2 separate regions of the Homo sapiens genome follow, and region 1 is linked to region 2. Evidence: chromatin loops called from intact Hi-C (ENCODE). Cell type or tissue: B cell. All regions are shown on one strand. Links, peaks and the distances in the headings refer to the core of each region. The heading gives the core; the rest is flanking DNA.

The links. Peaks named below come from ENCODE experiments on the same cell type or tissue, not always from the same donor. Only the 100,000 strongest peaks of a DNase experiment are listed, where the experiment ranks them.
Region 1: a loop joins it to region 2, with 2.1 times the contacts of the local background. A loop is called at or near these places in 1 of 110 quality-filtered maps.

What each region holds. Positions count from the first base shown.
Region 1 is chr6:1,737,252-1,741,635 of GRCh38, reverse strand. All of the region lies in intron 8 of GMDS (GDP-mannose 4,6-dehydratase), which reads left to right. Among named protein-coding and RNA genes, the nearest start is that of FOXC1, 130 kb to the right of the region's middle. RefSeq lists an enhancer at 1,631-1,970. In B cell, for the core only: no CTCF peak of the experiment used is centred there; DNase peaks (open chromatin) are centred at 1,775 and 3,055.
Region 2 is chr6:1,617,585-1,621,968 of GRCh38, reverse strand. No RefSeq gene overlaps it. Among named protein-coding and RNA genes, the nearest start is that of FOXC1, 9.9 kb to the right of the region's middle. RefSeq lists an enhancer at 2,498-3,360. In B cell, for the core only: no CTCF peak of the experiment used is centred there; a DNase peak (open chromatin) is centred at 1,998; H3K4me3 peaks cover 968 bases; H3K27me3 peaks cover 3,844 bases.

The DNA.
Region 1 (4,384 bases), core at 144-4,143, 120 kb before region 2:
TTCATTGTGTTGACCAGGCTAGTCTTCGAACTCCTGACCTCAGGTGATCCACCCGCCTTGGCCTCCCAAAGTGCTGGGATTACAGGCATGAACCACCACGCCTGGCCAAAAACATCTTAAAAGAAAGATGAAAGAAATTTGGAAAATTTTCCAAATTTCTTTCATCATGTTATGTGAAAGAAGCCAGACACAGAATGACAAGTACTGAATGATATCACTCCTGTGAAATCTAAAGAAAGATGATAGAGAAGCAGAGAGTAGAATGGTGCTTACCAGAAGCTGAGGAAGGGATGGGTGGAAAGAGGCTGGGGAGAGAATGGTAAATGGGTACAAAGTAACAATAAGATAGGAGAAATAAGTTCTGGTATTCTGTTGTACAATAGGGTGTCTAAGGTTAACAATACCTATTGTATATGTCAAAATAGCTGGAAGAGAGAATTTTTAATGTTGTCACCAGAAAGAAATATGTGCATGAGCTGATAGAGATACACTAACTACCCTGAATGGATCATTATACAACATATACATGTGTCAAAATATCAAAATGTACCCCATAAATGTGTACAATTATAATGTGTCAATTAAAATTTTAAAAACAAAAATAAGAACACTCAGAAAAAGAGATACTGCCCAATTATTTTGTGAACATTTTGTCTCAATATACTTCCAATTTTATGAAAAATATTGACAATTCGTGGCCAAGAGTTACATAAATTTGTTTTGCATGAAAACTTTGTGCAGGAAACTAATGACATTAATTATAGAAAATTAAGGCAAAAATAAGATCTTTTTCAAATTTTACGTATAATATGGGGAGTTGGAAAATAGCATATAGATAGGAAGCAAGAAGATATAAAATAATCTTTGAAGTGTAATTTGGTTATGTTGATTCTTTTGGCCTTCTATTTTATTTTTTAAAGAAGATACCTCATTTTTCAAAAAAAAAAATTGGCCTTCTTCTCTTGTGGACTGAAAAATGCATTGTTGGATTGATTATGTTTGGAATTGAGGGTTTTTTTATACTTTTCAAATATAAAATTTATGTTGCTTCTAAGTAACCCTCCTTTTTTTTTTTTTTTGAGACGGAGTCTCACTCTGTCCCCCAGGCTGGAGTGCAGTGGCACGATCTTGGCTCACTACAACCTCCGCCTTCTGGGTTCCAGTGATTCTCCTGCCTCAGCCTCCCAAGTAGCTGGGATTACAGGCATGGACCACCACGCCCATCTAATTTTTGTATTTTTAGTAGAGACGGGGTTTTACCATATTGGCCAGGCTGGTCTCAAACTCCTGACCTCAAGTGATCCGCCCACCTCGGCTTCCCAAAGTGCTGGGATTACAGGCATGAGCCACCGCACCTGGCCCAAAAATTTTAATTAAAACGTATAGTTTAGCAGAAATTAATATCTGCCACTCTCATTAATTACTTTTTTTAATAACTCTCTAACATATTTTAACAAATTTATATTGTATATGTGAATAACACAGATTATACTTAAACAAGTTTAATGAGAAAAATAAGATGTAAGCATAACATCTTATTCTTTAAAAAATATGTGCACTTTTGTTTATGTTCTCTGTAGGAATCAAACATGACATTTTATTATTAGGAGTGTCCTGTTATGCTCCAAAAGTTGCGAAGGATGATACGCATGAATTATTTTTTAAATGTGTGAAGTATCTATGCTAATAAAGGCTTAAGCATAGTGAAACTGTTTAGTACTATATTAGGAAAGGGAGAAAAGTGAATGGACTTTCCCAGCAGTCAGAGTTCTTCTGTTTTTCAGGAACTGAAACTGAACTCAGAGTAGCCTTAGGTACCTGGTGCTCCTTCAGGGCCCCTCTGCTTCTTGGCTCCAGTGCCCTGGGATGTTGCCTCCATCCCTCAGCTGCTCCCCATGGCAGAGGGCAGTCTAGACTGCCTTTCTGGGGACACAGCCTCACACAGTCAAAAGAGGAATAGAACCTTTAAGAACAATCCACCTAGAAAAATCCTGAGGAAGGACTGTGGCTGGCCCTTGTGGGTCCTGCAGTTATCCCTAGACCTGTCGCTGTGGCCAGCGTGGGACTGGATCCCAGGCCTTGGCCTGTTTTCAGGGTGTGAGGATTCTGGGATGAGCAGCCCCACTGAAAGTCCACTGTTTGAATGCGGGGGAGCAGGGTCTTCCCCTATAGCAGGATGCTATTGCAGAAGAACGGCAGGATGTGCTCCAAGACAGACAGAGACAGCCCATGCTCACCGCGGCACGCAGGGAGTGGTTAGGGCGAGCCTGGAGGCATGCCAGGAGCCGCACCCCTACTGTGTTTAATTTCCAGGGCTGGGGCACTATTGCACTGAGAAGGAAACTGAGGCACAGTGCAGTTCAGTGCTCTCCCCAGGTCACACAGCAAGGGAGTAGCAGAGCCAGGGTCTGAAATGAGTATGTTGTGACCCAAGACGCTCCTCTTTCCTTTATGTGCACTTTTTATCCTTCTTGTTCATATGCTGTCAAAAAAAACTTTGTGATAGGATATTTGCAGTGAACACAGACCCAGGTCTTCATGCCTGTGGGCATCGTCTCCTTCCCAGGTTATCCTCAGTGCTCTCAACAGCTGACGGTGCTCTGTAAATACTTAATTAAGCACAAGTGGATATCCCAAAAGCCAGCTTATCCAGAAAGTCCTCCCAGAAACACCCACTGTCATCCTGATTTCCGCAGATTTCATGGTTAGCCTTATTCCCTCTCATATGGTGGGGACAGCTTGAGGGAAACCACCATGCTTCCTCCCTAGAGGCTTGTTGGAGCTGTCCAGCTAAGGATGAGGAGGATCTGCATTCAGCCGAGAACATGGAGAGGGAGAGGAGCGATTGATTTGAGTCTTAGAATCAGCGGGATTTGGTGAACAGCCAGATGTAGAGGGTGAAGGACAGCCAAGCTCTCTAGTCTCATTAGCATTGCCATTAATTAAGCTAGAAAGCTTTCTGCTAGCTCAGAGTTCTACTTGTTGTGCTTTGTGTCCTTGCCTCATATTACATGAGGCTGTACCGTATCAGACACACCAATCAGCATCTGGAACATTCTCACTTTTGCTATTCTAAGCTCTGCTGTCTCTTCCCATTTTTGTTATCGTTTTTAAAATTTATCCGTTGTAATGTTCTCCGAAAAGGCTTGACACGTGTCGCCATCTGTATATTTAGAATCGACACAGATATTTCCTCTTGAAGTCTTTGACATCACTTGAGTAATTTGAATAATTTTTGTTTTGCATTTATTAGAAAATAGCACATTAATTTGAGTTTGGGTTAGTAGAAGATATTCGGGGAAGCAGATCAGTACCACATGCAGTCCTGATAAAATGTAAGGTAACGTTTTAAATTCTTACACAGTCATTTGTATTGAGAAAGGCAGCCTTATGACAACTGCTTTCTTTTGATAGCATCTGTGTGTGTGTATGTGTGTGTGTATGTGTGTATATGTGTGTGTGTATGTGTCTGTGTGTGTGTATGTGTATCTGTGTGTGTATGTGTGTATGGGTGTGTGGTGTGTGTGTATATGTGTGGTGTGTATGTGTGTGGTGTGTGTGTGGTATGTGTGTATGTGTGTGGTGTATGTGGTGTGTGTGTGTGGTGTGTGTATGTGTGTATGTGTGTCTGTGTGTGTGGTGTGTTTGTGGTGTGTGTGTATGTGTGTGTATGTATGTGTGTATCTGTGTATGTGTGTGTGGTGTGTATGTATCTGTGTGTGGTGTGTGGTGTGTATGTGTGTGGGGTTGCGTGTGTATGTATGTGTGTATGTGTGCATATCTGTGCGCGTATCTGTGTGTGTGGTGTGTCTTTGTGGTGTGTGTGTATGTGTGTGTATGTATGTGTGTATGTATGTGTATCTGTGTGTGTGGTGTGTGTGTATGTGTATGTGTATGTGTGTGTGTGTTTGTGGTGTGTCTTTGTGGTGTGTGCGTGTGTGTGTATGTATGTGTGTATGTATATCTGTGTGTGTGGTGTGTGTATGTGTATGTATGTGTGCGTGTGTATCTGTGTGTGTGTTTGTGGTGTGTGTGGTGTGTGTATGTGTGTGTATTTTTGTGTGTGTGGTGTGTGTGTGTATCTGTGTGTGTGGTGTGTATGTGTGTGTATCTCTGTGTGTGTGTGTGTGTGTGTTTGTGTGTGTGTGGAGCACATTGCATTGTTGGGGCTCTTTTTAGTGCTGTGTTTTGTTTTTCCTTTCACATCAACTTACCACTAAGTATGTAGTGTGAAAAGGAAACACTTTTCTCCTACAATTAAGATGATAGTAGGATAACCCAAACAGGCAAATACTTGTCTTGACTAATTTTCTGTCATTAATCTTGTTAAATTTTGAGAAGAGAGTTGTAAGAGTACCCTACAACCAGGTGAGAACCAACATCT
Region 2 (4,384 bases), core at 69-4,068:
TGAGAGAAATTCATTTGGACATCCTTCAAGACAATTCTTATTACAGGGTTTCTTCTATCTTAAATCTCAATTAAATTTCAGTAAACTTATTTTTTCCTGCTCTGCCAGACTTTGGCTGTTGGTTTCAAATGTTACAAAACATCTTCCACCTTGATATTTTTAAGGAAAAACTGAGAAAGTTAAACCTTCAGTTAAACTCACATACCATGGCAAAGCAATCTTGCCCGAGTTTGTGCAGGAGGTGCGTGGAACCCGGGTAGGCCAGGCCCCGTCGCGGGCTCTCTCTGCTGCCCTTTGTCTTTAAGGAATTGCGAGCGAGCTAGGCCCAGCATAATAAACCTGTCACACCTCTGCAGCTGTTTAGGGGCTCAGGCTCAGCCGCTGCTGCTGCTGCGCGCAAGATGGCTCCTTCGGAAGGCCGGGTCCGCTTGGCCGCGGGCGCTGGCGAGGAGCGGGTCGGCGCTGGCAAACCCCACAGGCATGGCTTTGGGTTCTTTTTCGCCCCTTTTAGTAGCCTTCGCCTACACCAACCACCGCGAACCTCGTGGAACCTCTGGCAGCCAGTTGGAGGGCTCCTGGCAGATGCAAGGAGTGTTATTATCGCACTAATGTGTTATTAGAGCTTGGAGCAGGCAGCACTTTAAACATTCACTTGAAAATAACCTTAAATGTATTGTTTACAAGTAACTTTTTAACACCCCTCCCCCCAAGTCTCAAAGCACCCTACGCACTTTATTTGGATTTGGGAGTGCCTACTGGGTGAATTCTGTTTTAAGGTGCAGCCCACACACGTCCAGGTGTTTTCTACAACCTGCATCCTTGATTGGTACGCGGGTGGCATGGAGGGGTGGTGGCAGCGCCCATCTAGGTTTTACAAAATGAGTGTCCCTGTGTGTGCGTGGACGTGCCTCACAAAGAGACCTTCACGTCCGTACATGCCACCCGCACCCTCCAAAAATTGTGGATTGCCATCACGGGGGTCGCTAATACTTTTAACAAGCAGCAGGGGCAATGGGGGACAAAACGGCGCTAGGAACTGGTCCACCGTCCACAGTGTGTCCCCTGAGAACACCCGGGGTCTGGGCCTGATCTCCAGGAGTTGGAGGAGGCGCCCCCGCCCCGTGCCAAGCGGGCCCAAGGCCCGAGGCTCCCCCGCTCACAACCCCGGTGCCCGGAACACGTCTTCGAGGGGCCGTGCTGTCGGGGTTATTACTCGCGACTGGACCTCGCGCCGTGTTGCTCTCCTCGGGCCCCGAGCCCGCCCAGCGGTCTGCACGGCCCAGGCCTGAGCTGCGGGCTTCTCCTGTGGGGCGCGCTGGGAGTGAGCTCTATCCCCAAAGCCCATTTCAACGTCCCAGGTATGACTACGACGGCAGAGGCCGGCCGCCCACCCTCGCCCCCTTCCCCGGCCAGAGCGCCTTTGCCGGGAGCCGACGACCGCGGCCTGACCCCGGGCCCCACCGCCTACTCCCGGCTCCCGCCCTTCCTCCACGGTCAGGGGTCACACACAGCGGACGCCCCGTTCTCAGCCGCCCCTCTGATCTCTGAATTTGGGAGCCAGCGTGTCCGCTGGGGCATGCACTGCCACGGGCACTGGGACCCCTTTGCTGCTGCGGGGAGGAGCCCCGACGGCAGGTGGGAAGACCTAGCCTGCCCGCGTCCCCGCTCCCCAGCTCCTGCGACCCGGGCCGAGGCTCTCAGCCCCTGGGCTTCCCCGCTCCGGGTTTGAGGGAGGGGCCGGGCCTTCGGGCCTGCAGACCCGCCACCGCGCGTGCGCATGCGTCGGCCGCGAGCCCCCGGGTGCAGGCCTGGGCGGCTCCGGCCCGCGCACTTGTCCAGGCGCTGCGGCTCAGCGCGCCCCAACCTCCAGCTCGGGCGGAGAGCGGGGGCGGGACTGAAGCACCGTGTTCCTCAAAGTATCCTCTCGCCGTCGGCAGCCCTGGCCTCGCAAATGCTCCAGCGCGCTCAGGCGCACGCAGAGACTGGCGCGGCAGCCTCCGGGCCAACGGCACGCGAGCAAAGCTGGTTGGCGACCTGGGACACGCAGTAGAAGTTGAGGCTGCACCGACTCCCGCCGCTTCGGGGGAGGCATGGGCCCGGGCAGGCCTAGGAGGAAGCTGCACAGCCCGAGGCCCGGGCGGGAGTGGCGGGCCGCGGGCAAGGGAACGTATATTTGGAAGGGGTCAGGACCTCGGCTGGAGTCTGGCTTTTTATGGCGAGGAAGCCGACTGGGAAGGGCCCTCTGGCGAGGCTTTCCTGTTGTGCCACTTTTCCCCGGCAGCGCCGGGCGCGGGGAACGCGGGGCTGCACCGGGGCGGGGGAGGGGGCTTTACCCGGCGGCTCCGAGGACTCGACTCTGGGGTCGGGCCCGGCGGGTAGGCCTGCCCAGGAGCCAGCTGGCAAATGCAGCGGACTGTCACGTTATTCCACTGTCACCACTTACTGTAAATCACTGTCCTAAGCCTCCGGGAGAATCCGTCGAACCTGAGAGGGGGGAGGGGGATGGGGGTGGGCGCGCAGGAAGCCCCACAGGCACCAGGGACTGGTGACCCAGGACATCAGCCCCTCGAGTTCTCTCTGGGAATTTCTAGCACCCAGACTGTCCCTGACTGTAGGGACCACGGTGGGGCGTCTTCCTTCTAAGCTCTCCCCGGGACACCGGGCGCGCCCCCCTCGCCCCTGGGTTAGCGCACACTCCTCCACGCGATGACCAGCACAGCCACTGTGAGGCCCGGCCTTGGCCGCGTTTGTCCTTTGCGAGTGATAATAATAAAAATCATTGGAATTGCAAGGAAGCCCCTGGCCCCGGCTCCCCAGCCGCTGCTGTCCTGGGTGTCCCGGCTGCGGAAAGACCCCGCAGCCGGGCCCGACCCACGAGTGGAACACCGGGCTGCGGACCCAGCCGGGCCTACAGGACTGGCGCGGGGCTCCGGGGACAGGCCTCGCAGGGCCCTCCTGCGCACCGTCTGGGACGCCGATTTTGCCAACTTGGAGGACAATTTTTGTTTTCACTCTACCAGCAGATTTTTAAAAATCCAGTCGCCGCTGAAACGTGCTTCCCACCCGTCCGGTTTGTTTGTAGCCTTTGACGAGCCCCGGCACAGCCTCCGGGACCAATGACCTGCTTTTATACCGAAGGAAATGTGGAGGCCTTAAGAGTTAATGGCGCTAAATGTGTTGGTTTTCCTGCTTTTTCCCCGGGGTAGGTAATGGGAGGGGGGATGTCCCTCTCTCCACGTCTTCCCTCCCCCTCTCTTTCCATCTCCCTCTCCCCCATCTCGGGATCTAAGTCGTCCTCAAAGCTCTCCAAAAAACTCCTTCCTTTCCCAACCTTGAGTACAGGGAACCACATAACCACCCCGCTGGAGCCCCTCCCTGGAGCCTCCTCCGCCTCTCTAGGCCCTGCCTGGGGTCCCACCACTTGGGTCAAGCCAGAGGCCTCACTGCCTGGTCCTGGCTCCCGCTCTGATGCTCACTTGCTGGGCTCACAAATTGCTCTCCCATGCCCACCCAAGTAGCACCAAGCTGTGTTGACTTAGGGGGCCAAGGAGCAGCCCACTGAGTCCCCTCAGTAGGAGCGGCCTGCAGTGGCAGCTGCAGGAGAGGGTGGGCCCGTCAAGTCCTAATGACACCCATGGGGACCAGTGGGCTTGGAGGGGCCCACGGACACGCCAGAGAAAGAAGATGCTCTTTGGAGAAAGGGAGGCATCCTCTGGACCAGGAGGGGGCCCGGGAGAAGCCCCATTGAGGCTTGCCAGGTCACCCTCCCAACCCCAGGCAGGGAGATTCTGAGCTGGGAGCAATTCCAAGCCCTCCCCGAGGACCACACAGACCCAGCCTCTTCTCTCTGGCTGTGTCTCCCTGTGTGAGCTCCAGCCTTCTCCAAGACAGGGCCAGGTCTATGTGCAAGGAAATTCCAGATCCTACTGCATCTCCCGTAATACGCTCAATATGCTGCAAATTTGAAATCAGTGAGGGAAAAAATCAAGTAAACAACCAAAAAAGTAATATAAACCAGAGGGTCTCTTTGGGGCCAGGGTAAGATGGGAAAGGAGCACAACAAAGGTCTTAAATTGAGCCGTACGCTCCCCGCGTCGTACTTTGGTTTCCAATAAGGTAGATATGGTACATTTTGCTCAATTTTCCAGTCGTAATCACGTTGAGAAGGTTCGTGGAGAAGCTGCTTTCATTTTCCTAAATGGGTTTTGGAGCTGGAATTCATTTACTTAAGTATTGTTTCTTTCCCAGCCGACTAGGACCTGGAACCTGCCTGTCCGGCTGCAGTGTGGCCCCAAGTCTGTTGAGGCCTGGGCGCAAGCTCCGCATCAGGGCTGCATCCGGCCCATCCCCCAGATGGTGCAGTGGAGGGCAGGCATGCAGGCCC